Regions from separate parts of the Homo sapiens genome. Here region 2 is linked to region 1. A link is an interaction called in ENCODE POLR2A ChIA-PET data of the cell type or tissue named here. Cell type or tissue: GM12878. All regions are shown on one strand. Links, peaks and the distances in the headings refer to the core of each region. The heading gives the core; the rest is flanking DNA. Region 1 overlaps RPRD1B (regulation of nuclear pre-mRNA domain containing 1B). Region 2 overlaps MTCL2 (microtubule crosslinking factor 2).

The links. ChIA-PET counts read pairs that join two places held together with the same protein. Peaks named below come from ENCODE experiments on the same cell type or tissue, not always from the same donor. Only the 100,000 strongest peaks of a DNase experiment are listed, where the experiment ranks them.
Region 2: POLR2A ChIA-PET joins it to region 1 with 5 read pairs; 1 of 35 experiments calls an interaction of 5 or more read pairs at or near these places.

What each region holds. Positions count from the first base shown.
Region 1 is chr20:38,091,346-38,096,721 of GRCh38, forward strand. RPRD1B (regulation of nuclear pre-mRNA domain containing 1B) reads left to right here. Exons shown (of 7, transcript NM_021215.4): 7 at 1-1,019. Among named protein-coding and RNA genes, the nearest start is that of RPRD1B, 60 kb to the left of the region's middle. RefSeq lists silencers at 1,562-1,856, 4,469-4,528. In GM12878, for the core only: no CTCF peak of the experiment used is centred there; DNase peaks (open chromatin) are centred at 616, 1,136, 3,156 and 4,576; H3K4me3 peaks cover 1,023 bases; H3K27ac peaks cover 5,000 bases.
Region 2 is chr20:36,839,903-36,845,278 of GRCh38, forward strand. The region is part of intron 1 of MTCL2 (microtubule crosslinking factor 2); the gene reads right to left. Among named protein-coding and RNA genes, the nearest start is that of MTCL2, 21 kb to the right of the region's middle. RefSeq lists an enhancer at 1,758-1,817. In GM12878, for the core only: a CTCF peak has its summit at 3,407; DNase peaks (open chromatin) are centred at 2,232 and 3,599; H3K27ac peaks cover 3,795 bases.

The sequences.
Region 1 (5,376 bases), core at 107-5,106:
AGCATAACGGGCTTCCCTTCCAGAAGCTCTCCTGCTTGTCATGAAGTGAGAACAATGAAAAGTCATAGCAGATACTCAGTTTAACTCTGTGTAGAACCTAGTAGTGTTTGAGCTGTTATTCAGATTTGAATTCAGACTGTGTGTTGTTTGCTTATGGACACTGCCTGTCGTTCTGTCACTGTTAAATTAATGAGTCTATAAGGTTTTTCTTCCAGAGGCCATAGGTGACATCACTAAAATTGCAAGATAAATTGTAATCTTTGCTGCTGCTGCACTCCCCAACCTCTCCCCCACCCCCCGTGGTGTGCTGCTTTCTAGATGAGCGTGTTTTGGAGCAGGCCCATCTGGGACACTCTATGCTTTCACCAAGGAAGTGCGATCTGAGCAGCCACAATCCAGCCAAAAGAGGATCGTAGATATTTGCTCTGATCAACTAGATGAAAATATAGCAGAATGGATTTAGCCCACTGCTCTGTTTTATCCAACTGAGTCTCTGACCAGCAATTGGTGCATAATTATTACAGCAAAAGTTAAGAAATGAAACTGTAGCAATTATGTAAATGAATGTGTTGGCCTCTTAATACCTGTTACTAGTGGACTTCCTGTGAGGAAGTTAGTTTTTTGTTTTGATGAAATGCTTTCGTTTTTTAAATCTTAATTCTGCTGTCCACATCCTCCCAAAGTGTGCTTACTTCATTTGTTTAATTTAAATGAACTTTCCTCCTTGTATGTATGAGGTGACTTGGTGGGTGGGGTGGGTGGTTTTTGTTTTTGTGTTTTTTCTTTCTTAGGGCATCTGTAGGCCTCAAAGGACCTTTCCTTTAGGTCATATTCCTCAGAAAGTCTTCAATCTTCCCTTGTTTTTGTTTGTTTGTTTTTCTTAAAGAATATTTTCAAAGCTTAAATTTGTATATTAATTTAGGACTATTTAGAAGTATAGGCTGTCGTTGGCGGCAGCAGTATATTCTGAAATGTCTCATAGATATATATTTTTGAATAAAGATGGTGTTGTTGAACAACATTGTGTGATTTTTTTTTTAAACTACCCTGTTACTGAAAACAGTGCCTTTCTTTGTAAGCAGTGGGTGATTAGTAATCACCAATAGAGAATGTGCTGTCGGCACAGAATCTTGTCCCTTGGGAGTTTTTGTGTCTGTTAGCGGCACATAAATACTCAGCATTTACGTAGTATTTTCTGGTTCTTTCCAGGGGCTTAATTAGCTTTAATTAGGCAGTCCACACAGTACCCATGAGAGGTGCCGCCATAGTTTTACCCTCATTGTACAGAAGTGGGAACTGATGGAGAGAGATTAAATGACTCTTCCCCCATACTTCACAGCCAATCTCTGACAGATTAAAACTTGGAAGTTCTTTGATTTTAGCGCCTTTGTTCACACCAGTAGGCCTCCTGAGAGCGATTTGATTTTGGCAGTACACGGAAAGCCACGCTGAACAGTAAAAAGACGAAAAATGTGAGATAATTGCGAACCCAAGTGGTATGTCTCTTAAAAACAGTCATGGCTTTGCTTTGTCCTTTTCACTTGTACATGGAGTGAAAGCATATTGACTGTGTATTGCTGGTTAAAGCTCTCAAAATAACAAAAATGATTTTGAATTAGGTCCTTTTGAAGCAAGTGATATGTTTGGAAGGATCATAAACCTGTCCACTGGGTAATGGCAGCATCTGCCAGAAGAAGTGGGGTTATCTTATGGTGCAAAAACCTCTGTAGTAGGTGTGGTTCATCAAGACTGCAACCCAGATAAGTCCAGTATTAGGAAAATTGAGACTGCATTACCCAAGTTCTGTTAAAATATGAAAGTTGGATGTTACATGTGAATCTCAAGAGACAAGATCTCCTTCTGTGTCCCCAGATTTCATGGTCTAATTTCTTCACTCCTCCCTATAAATAGTAAGTCCATGATTCTTCTGGTTTAATTAGCACTTCAGGCTACAAAATGACTTTGAGGTCTTCAGAGCTGAAGATGGAGCTACCCAAGAGTCCATGAATCTGTCAAAATGCTTATCCTTTGTGACTAGAGCCATTAACTCTCTGTGTCACCTTCCTGGGCAAGGTATTTTCCTCTCTGGGCCTCAGTTTTTTCTTTCTTTTTTTTTTTTTTTTTTTTTTTTTTCTTTTTGAGACAGGATCTAACTCTTGCCCAGGCTGGTGCAACCTTAGCTCACTGCAGCCTCAATCTCCTCGTCTCAAGCTATCCTCCTATCTCAGCCTCTCAAGGAGCTAGGACTACAGGCATCTACCCACGCCTGGCCAATTTTTTTCTTTTCTTGACTTTTTTTAGAGATAGGGACTCACTATGTTGTCTAGGCTTGTCTCGAATTCTTGGGCTCAAGCAATCCTCCCGCCTTGACCTCCCAAAGTGCTAGGATTGTAGGCATGAGCCACCACAGCCAGCCTCAGCTTTCTTACCTGCAAAATGTAGTATTGGACTAAATTATCTCTAGGTTTTCTGCGAGCCCTAAAAGCTACGATTGTTGTGCTGCATAAGAAGCATATGGGACTGAAGTCTGAGAACTCTGGATGGTATATCCTGGGCACGCAGTACTATTTGTTAGAGAAATGAATAGTATCACCATTGTGCTGTGTATACATAGGAAACCCTGGAGACCATAGTCTAAAGATCGGGGCACAGGAGACAGTGCCACGACCGGGAAGATGGGAGTAAACACAGTAGTTCACTGCACAAAATTCATATTTGGTTTATTTGGGATCTTTAAGAAAAAGCCATTTGCTAGCATGGTTTCCTCTTTTACTTTCTCCTGGAATAATTCATCTGGCTAAAGCTCATCGCTCACTGCTACCTCTGTAGGATTTTCCATTTAAAAATCATGCTTCCACTCTGAGGCACAGATTCAATTAAGAATCCATTCTCCTGTACAGTAGGTTGGGATTCATACAGCTTTATGTAGTGTTGAAAGCCCAGTGTGTTCACTTTTTTTAGACTCAAATAGTTATTTTGCATTAAAAATTCATTTCTACCATTGGTTTGATAAATATTAAAATTAGCAGGCCATTTATCTAGTATTTTTTGTGAATAAGAGGCAGCTGTGATGAGTGAAAACTCATATCTTCTCATCTCCTCTCACTATGATGACCTTGGGCAAGTCACTCAGCCCTTGGGGACCTCAGCTGCTTCTTACAGGAAATGAGTAGGGTTGATTACGTAACCTCTGAAGTCCTGTGACTAGGTTTTCAGAATATTTCTTCCTACTGAGAATCTTAATAAACTCAGTACCTGAATAATGTACTCCATAGATTTTAAAATACTCACTATACAAATTCTTAGGAAAGAAAGTAGTTACCAACATACTTGTTAATAACTGAGATGTTTGTAAAAAGGGCCTAGTGCTTTGGTACAAATTAGGGACTCAGTGGTGGCTGTTACTATGTTAAATAATGAATGCAGGTATTTATAAACACATGTAACAAGATTAAAATAGATGTCTGCTGGAAGGAGTAATAGAGACCACATGGCTAGACCATCTGCAGCATTTACAACAGAGTGGTCAAAAACCTGTCATCCTCAACCCCCCTCACCCACTTTAAGGGTATGAAAAGAGTCAGGAGTTAAGAGGTAAAGGAAGAGGATTTGGGATGAGAATTATTTGAAAAGGGCCATTGGTGTGTTTGGCATCTCCCTAGTGGGAGCAGTGGGTGCCACCTACACTTTATCTCAAGATTAGGGGAAAGGGCCTCCATGGAGCTTAGTATGTGTCCCTGATCTGGTGGATTAAACAGACCCCTGCCTGGAAAAGTCTGAAGGATGAGATGCCAGTGCTGGCTAAGTGTTTGATGACGAAGCAAGGGAGAGGCTGGGTGCAGACTCCACTCCTAGAGTTTGTCAGGGCAGAGCATGCATGTAGAAGAACTGGCCTGCATCCTGGGGTGATAGAGCCTGGGCAAGAGGCCCGGGGTTTCAAGGAGGCGAACTTCAGACTCACAGTGCTGAGGAAGGAGTAGAGCAAAGAGCCAGGGAGAAACCCTCACCCCAAGAGACCCCAGGTGATGGGAGATGAGGATGGGAGACTGGGGGAAGGGAGGGGAGGAACCACTCCAAGGAGCATCTGAGGAGCCCATGGGGGAAGGAAGCTGTTAAACTTTGTTAAACTTTTGCCCAGCAGCGCCCAGTCACCACCACCAGACCTTAAGGACTGTCTCTTGCTGCTGCTTCACTCCCACTGCTGTGTCCCTGGAAGGGTCAGAAACGGTAAACAAGGGAGGCCTCCCTTCCCGGATGCTGGCCTCCCTTCCCAGATGCTGGCCTCTCGCCCCCAGCAGACCCAGAGAGGTCACCTTCACATGATAGGCTATTTTGATTGTAACATGGGCTTGCACATTTACATCTCTGAAATGAGACTGTTTTTACACTTTAAGTGTGACTACAGGAATTTTTTTAAATAAAAATGACTAGAGAAGTTATGGAGGCCTGGGTTTTTCTTTGAGAGTTACAGGATACATTAGCCCCACAAATTGGATTTCAAGGGACATAGGAGACAAAGTTGCTTTGCGATTGCAGTTCCCCAATCCTGCCTGTGTACTATGGTGGTTACACACACATGATTCATTTTAGGACCTTTAATTCTTGGTTCCCCTTTCCATTTTTGTTACTTAAAAAGTTCATTTTCACAACCTCAGTTTGTTCATTAAATTGTGAATTCATAATCCTATGTATATGTGAACATATTTTTCAAAATTGTGGTAAAATACATATAACATAAATTTACTATTTTAGCCGGGCACGATGGCTCACACCTGTAATCCCAGCACTTTGGGAGGCCGAGGAGGGTGGATCACCTGAGGTCAGGAGTTCAAGACCAGCCTGGCCAACATGGTGAAACCCCATCTCTAATAAAAAAAAAACAAAAATATTAGCCAGGCGTGGTGGTGTGTGCCTGTAGTCCCAGCTACTCAGGAGTCTGAGGCAGGAGAATCACTTGAACCTGGGAGACAGAGGTTGCAGTGACCCGAGATCGCGCCACTGCACTCCAGCCTGGGTGACAAGAGTGAAACTCTGTCTCAAAAAAAAAAAAAAAAAAAAAAAAAAAAATATATATATATATATATATATAAAACTATTTTAAAGTGTACAATTCAGTGGCATTTAGCACATCTGTGATGTTGTGCAGCCGTCACCATGATCTAGTTCCAGAACATTCTCATCCCCACAACAGGAAACCCTGTACACATTAAGCAGTTACTCCCATTATCCCCTACTCCCAGGCCCTGGCAACTACTAACCTGCTTTCTCTCCCTGTGAAATTGCCTATTTGTATATTTAATATAAATGGAATCATACAATATATGACCTTTTATGCCTCGCTTTCATTTAGCATAATGTTTTTAGGCTTGGTTCATC
Region 2 (5,376 bases), core at 294-5,293, 1.3 Mb before region 1:
CCAGGCTGGAGTGTAGTGGCACAATCTCAGCTCACTGCAACCTCCTCCTCCCTACTTCAAGCGATTCTCCCTGCCTTAGCCTCCCAAGTAGTTGGGATTACAGGTGCCCACCACCACACCCAGCTGATTTTTTATATTTTTAGTGGAGACGGGGTTTCACCATGTTGGCCAGGTTGGTCTTGAACTCCTGACCTCAAGCGATCTGCCCGCCTTGGCCTCCCAAAGTGCTGGGAACAGGTATGAGCCACCCTGCCCAGCCTGGTGTTTTTTTTTTTTTTTTGAGACGGAGTCTCGCTCTGTCGCCCAGGCTGGAGTGCAGTGGCGCTATCTCGGCTCACTGCAAACTCCCCCTCCTGGGTTCACGCCATTCTCCCGCCTCAGCCTCCTGAGTAGCTGGGACTACAGGCACCCGCCACCACGCCTGGCTAATTTTTTTTTTTTATTTTTAGTAGAGACGGGGTTTCACCGTGTTAGCCAGGATGGTCTCCATCTCCTGACCTCGTAATCAGCCTGCCTCGGCCTCCCAAATTGCTGGGATTACAGGCATGAGCCACCGTGCCCTTGGCCTGGTGTTCTTTTAAGCCACTAAATTTGTAGTGATTTGTTACAGAAGCAACAGGAACACACTGGGGAAGCAGGAGAGGCCATTTAAGAAACATGGATGAGGTTGGGCACGGTGGCTCATGCCTGTAATCCCAGAACTTTGGGAGGCTGAGATGGGCGGATCACGAGGTTGGATCAAGACCATCCTGGCTAACATGGTGAAAATCCGTCTCTATTAAAAATACAAAAAATTAGCTGGGCATGGTGGCGGGTGCCTGTAGTCCCAGCTACTCGGGAGGCTGAGGCAGGAGAATGGCGTGAACCCAGGAGGCGGAGCTTGCAGTGAGCCGAGATCGCACCACTGCACCCCAGCCTGGGCGACAGAGCGAGACTCCGTCTCAAAAAAAAAGAAACATGGATGAGCATCAACTATGTACGTCCTAGGTAGGCCCTGTGCTAAGCGCAGGGGCAGGGAGGGACAATGGGGTGGGTCCAGCCCCTTCTATATACTCTGTATGGAGCCCCAAGCTTCACCAGGAAGATACACAGTAAACCAGAAAATAATAATAACAAAAGACACCTGGCTGGGCGCAGTGGCTCGCACCTCTAATCCCGGCACTTTGGGAGGCCGAGGTGGGTGGATCATTTGAGGTCAGGAGTTTGAGACCAGCCTGGCCAACATGGTGAAACCCTGTCTCTACTAAAAATACAAAAAAAAAAAAAAAAAAAAAAAAAAAATGAGCCCAGCGTGGTGGTTCACGCCTGTAATCCCAGCTACTCGGGAGGCCGAGGCATGAGAATCACTTGAACCTAGGAGGCAGAGGATGCAGTGAGCCGAGATTGCACCATTGGGTGACAGAGTGAGACCCTATCTCCAAGAAAAAAAAACAAAAACAAACCTCAGATACTGTTAAGTGCTATAAAGACAAAGCCAAAATGAAACCAAACAACATGAGTTATATGATAGGGTGAGGGGGGGTGCTATGTTAGGGGACATGATCAGGGAGGCCATCTCTACAAAAGAGACATTTGAGCTGAGACAAGAAGGAACAGCCGAGAAAGCTAGGGGGAGAGGTTATTCCAGGCAGAGGGAACAGTGTGTGCCAAGGCTCAGAGGCAGGAAAGAGCTCAGTGTGTCAAGGTACAGCAAGGAGGCCAGGGCAGCTACTGGGTTAATTTGAGGCTGAGGAAACTGACAGGAGTCAACCACATGGTACTGTGAAGGGCCAAATAGAATTTGGGTTTGGGATTTGTTTGCTTGCTTTTGTTTTGAGATGGGGTCTCACTCTGTCACCCAGGCTGGAGTGCGGTGGCAAAATCTCAGCTCGCTGCAACCTCTGCCTCCCAGGCTCAAGCCACCCTCCCACCTTAGCCTCCCAAGTAGTTGGGACCAAAGACACACAACCCCACATCGGGGGTGGGGGGTGGGGTGTGTGTGTGTGTGTGTGTGTGTGTGTGTGTGTGTGTGTGTGTATACAGGGTTTTGCCATGTTGCCCAGGTTGCTCATGAACTGAGCTCAAGCAATCTGCCTAGCTCAGCATCCCAAAGTGCTGGGATTACAGGCATAAGCCACCATGCCTGGCCTGGGTTTGGGTTTTAAGCAGAGAGGGTAAGAGTATGACCTCACTTCCTGAAGGCAGCTTCTGCTACCGCTGTCATCAGCTTCCAGCTGTTCCTCACTTCTCCTTTGTAATCATTATTAGCAAATTTGCAATTCTATGTTTAATAGTTTGTCTCCCAGCCAAACCATGAGTGCCTGGAGGCAACCCCATTTGGCCTAGCAGGTGGTAGCCTCCCAACAAATATTAACTGAATGGATGCATGCATGTTTAGTCAGGTCAAAAACAACAAAAAAGACATACGAATGTGCAACAATCATTAGATACTAAGTGTAAGGGGGAGGGAAGTAGAATTACGCAGAAGAAATGCATAATTATTATGTCTCATACAAATGTGAAAACCTAGTCACAAATGGGAATGATAATACCTACTCTTAATGTGACCGAATGATTTAAATAAGATTGTATACTAAGAAGGGAAACTGGCCAGGTGCGGTGGCTCACGCCTGTAATCCCAGCGCTTTGGGAGGCCAAGGCGGTCAGATCGCCTGAGGCCAGGAGTTCAAGACCAGCCTGGCCAACATGGTGAAATCCCGTCTCTACTAAAAATACAAAAATTAGCCAGGCATGGTGGTGGGCACCTGTAATCCCAGCTACTCGGGAGGCTGAAGCAGGAGAATCATTTGAACCTGGGAGGCAGAGGTTGCAGTGACCCAAGATCATACCACTGCACTCCAGCCTGGGCAGCAGAGCGAGCCTCTGTCTCACAAAATAAAAAAAAAGAGAAACAGAGTCACCAGGGATGAATGACCTGCTAAAGGCATCCCTGAGGAGCCAGGGGAAGCACCGAGGATGGCAGTGATGGAAGCAGGGGTGGGGGGTCCAAGGGGCAAGAAGGCCTCTGTGGGCCCTGGAGAGGGCAGATCTGGAGAGCCGGATTCCTCAGCTCTCCCTACCCGTCTTTCCCCAAAGAAAACGGAAAGGAAGGGACTGGGAAGTGGGGTCTCGTATTCCTCCCTCCTCATGCTGCCACTGGGAGGAGGGAGTGTCCACTCTGCTCCCGTCAGAGGGACACCTCTGGCTTCTGTCCGAGCACCCCTCACCACACCCTCGCTGGGGCTGGGAGGAAGGGGGATCTGATTTTGTGCCTGTGAAAGGAACAAACATGGGGTTCTCTCTCTTCACTCCTGCCTGCCCAGATGGGGAGGACTGCTCTGCTCTTCCAATGGTCAGCCTGGTAGGATGGCTCCCTGTGAGGAAGGGGGTACGACTGGGGTTGCCAGCGCCCCCTGAGGCTGGATGGATTTAACTCAGAGTCAGGGTTAGGGAGCCCTGCCCTCCAGGCCAGTTCTCACAAGCTCGAGAGGTTTTCCTGCCCATCGGTTTGACTCCTGGGGCTGCAGAGAACAGTCACTTTGCCAGCCCCCCACCCCCACCTCCACCCTCATAGACTCACCACCCCACCAGCATACCACGTGGACAGAACCAGAGTGGAGAGGAGGAAGTGGAACAGTAAATGATCACACCAGTTAAAAAAATGAGGAAGTGAAGGATCCACGCGCTGTTTCAGGCAGCCGGTGAAGGAAGCATGAAGGAAAGATCACTCAGGAAGTGCAAGCCGGTAGGCTAGGCCAGCCTCCAGATGGATCTGTGTTCAAATCCTAGCCATGCCGGTTACCAGCACCTCACTTATTATCTCTAGAAAGTTAAAATGACAGGATATGGTGATGGAAAGAATAGGAGGGTCTAAGTGGACCCCAAGCTCAGGTTGAACCAAGGGGAAATGCACACAACCCTATGATGCTGGGCTACATTAACAAATGCATGACATTTAGATCATGGGAGGTAACATCTCTTACACAAGATCACACCCAGAGCACTAGAGTCATTTTTGGAAATCATTTTTTTTAACTTTTAAATGACTGATTTTCTTATTTATAAAACAGGCCAGGTCGGGCACGATGGCTCACGCCTGTAATCCCAGCACTTTGGGAGGCCAAGGCCGGCAGATCACGATGTCAGGAGTTTGAGACCAGCCTGGCCAACATGGTGAAACCCCATCTCTACTAAAAATATAAGAATTAGCCGGGCGTGGTGGTGCACGCCTGTAATCCCAGCTATTCAGGAGGCTGAGGCAGGAGAATTGCTTGAACCCAGGAGGCGGAGGTTGCAGTGAGCTGAGATCATGCCACTGCACTCCAGCCTGGGTAACAGAGCGAGACTCTGTCTCAGAAAAAAATAAAATAAAATAAAATAAAATAAAGCACTGGCAGGGCACAGTGGCTCACCCCTGTAACCCCAGCACTCTGAGAGGCTGAGGCAGGAGGATCACTTGAGCCCAGGAGTTGAAGACCAGCCTGGGCAACACAGTAAGACCTCATCTCTACAAAAAAAAAATAATAATAATAATAATAATAACAACAATAATAATAATGTATTACATCCAAATAGGCCGTGACTTTAAAAATGGCTATCATTGGCCAGGTGCGGTGGCTCATGCCTGTAATCCCAGCACTTTGGGAGGCTGAGGTGGATGGATTACCTGGTCTGGTAGTGCACCTGTGGCCCCAGCTACTTGGGAGGCTGGGGTGGGAGGATTGTTTGAGCCCAGGAGGTTGGGGTTCTGTTGAACTATGATTGCACCACTGCACTCCAGCCTGGGTAACAGAGCAAGAACCTGTCTCTAAAAGTAAAACATGATCATAGAGACAGTTTTGAAAATAGAGAAAACAGGCCAGGTGCAGTGGCTCACGCCTGTAATCCCAGCACTATGGGGAGACCGAGGCGGGCGGACCATTTGAGGTCAGGAGTTCGAGACCAGCCTGGGCAACTTGGTGAAACCCTGTCTTTACTAAAAATATAAAATTAGCCAGGCATGGTGGCAGGTGCCTGTAATACCAGCTACTAAGGCAGGAGAATTGCTTGAACCCAGGAGATGGACATTGCAGTGAGCTGAGATCACACCACTGCACTCCACCCTGGGTGACAGAGCAAGATTCTGTCTCAAAAAAAAAAAAAAAAGAAGAAGAAGAAGAAGAAAAGAAAAAGAAAACATAATCCATGCATAATTACAATACCTGAATTACAGTGGCTCTCAAAGTGCAGTTCCTGGACCAGTAACATCAGCATCACTGGTGAATTTGTGAGAAATTCTCATGTCCCAACCCAGACTTGCTGAATCAGAAACTCCTAGGGTGAGCCCCCCAAGGGATTCTGATGAAGGGCGTTTCCTTCTAGTTATTTCCCCCCCTAAAAGGGCAAGAGTCAGGTCTC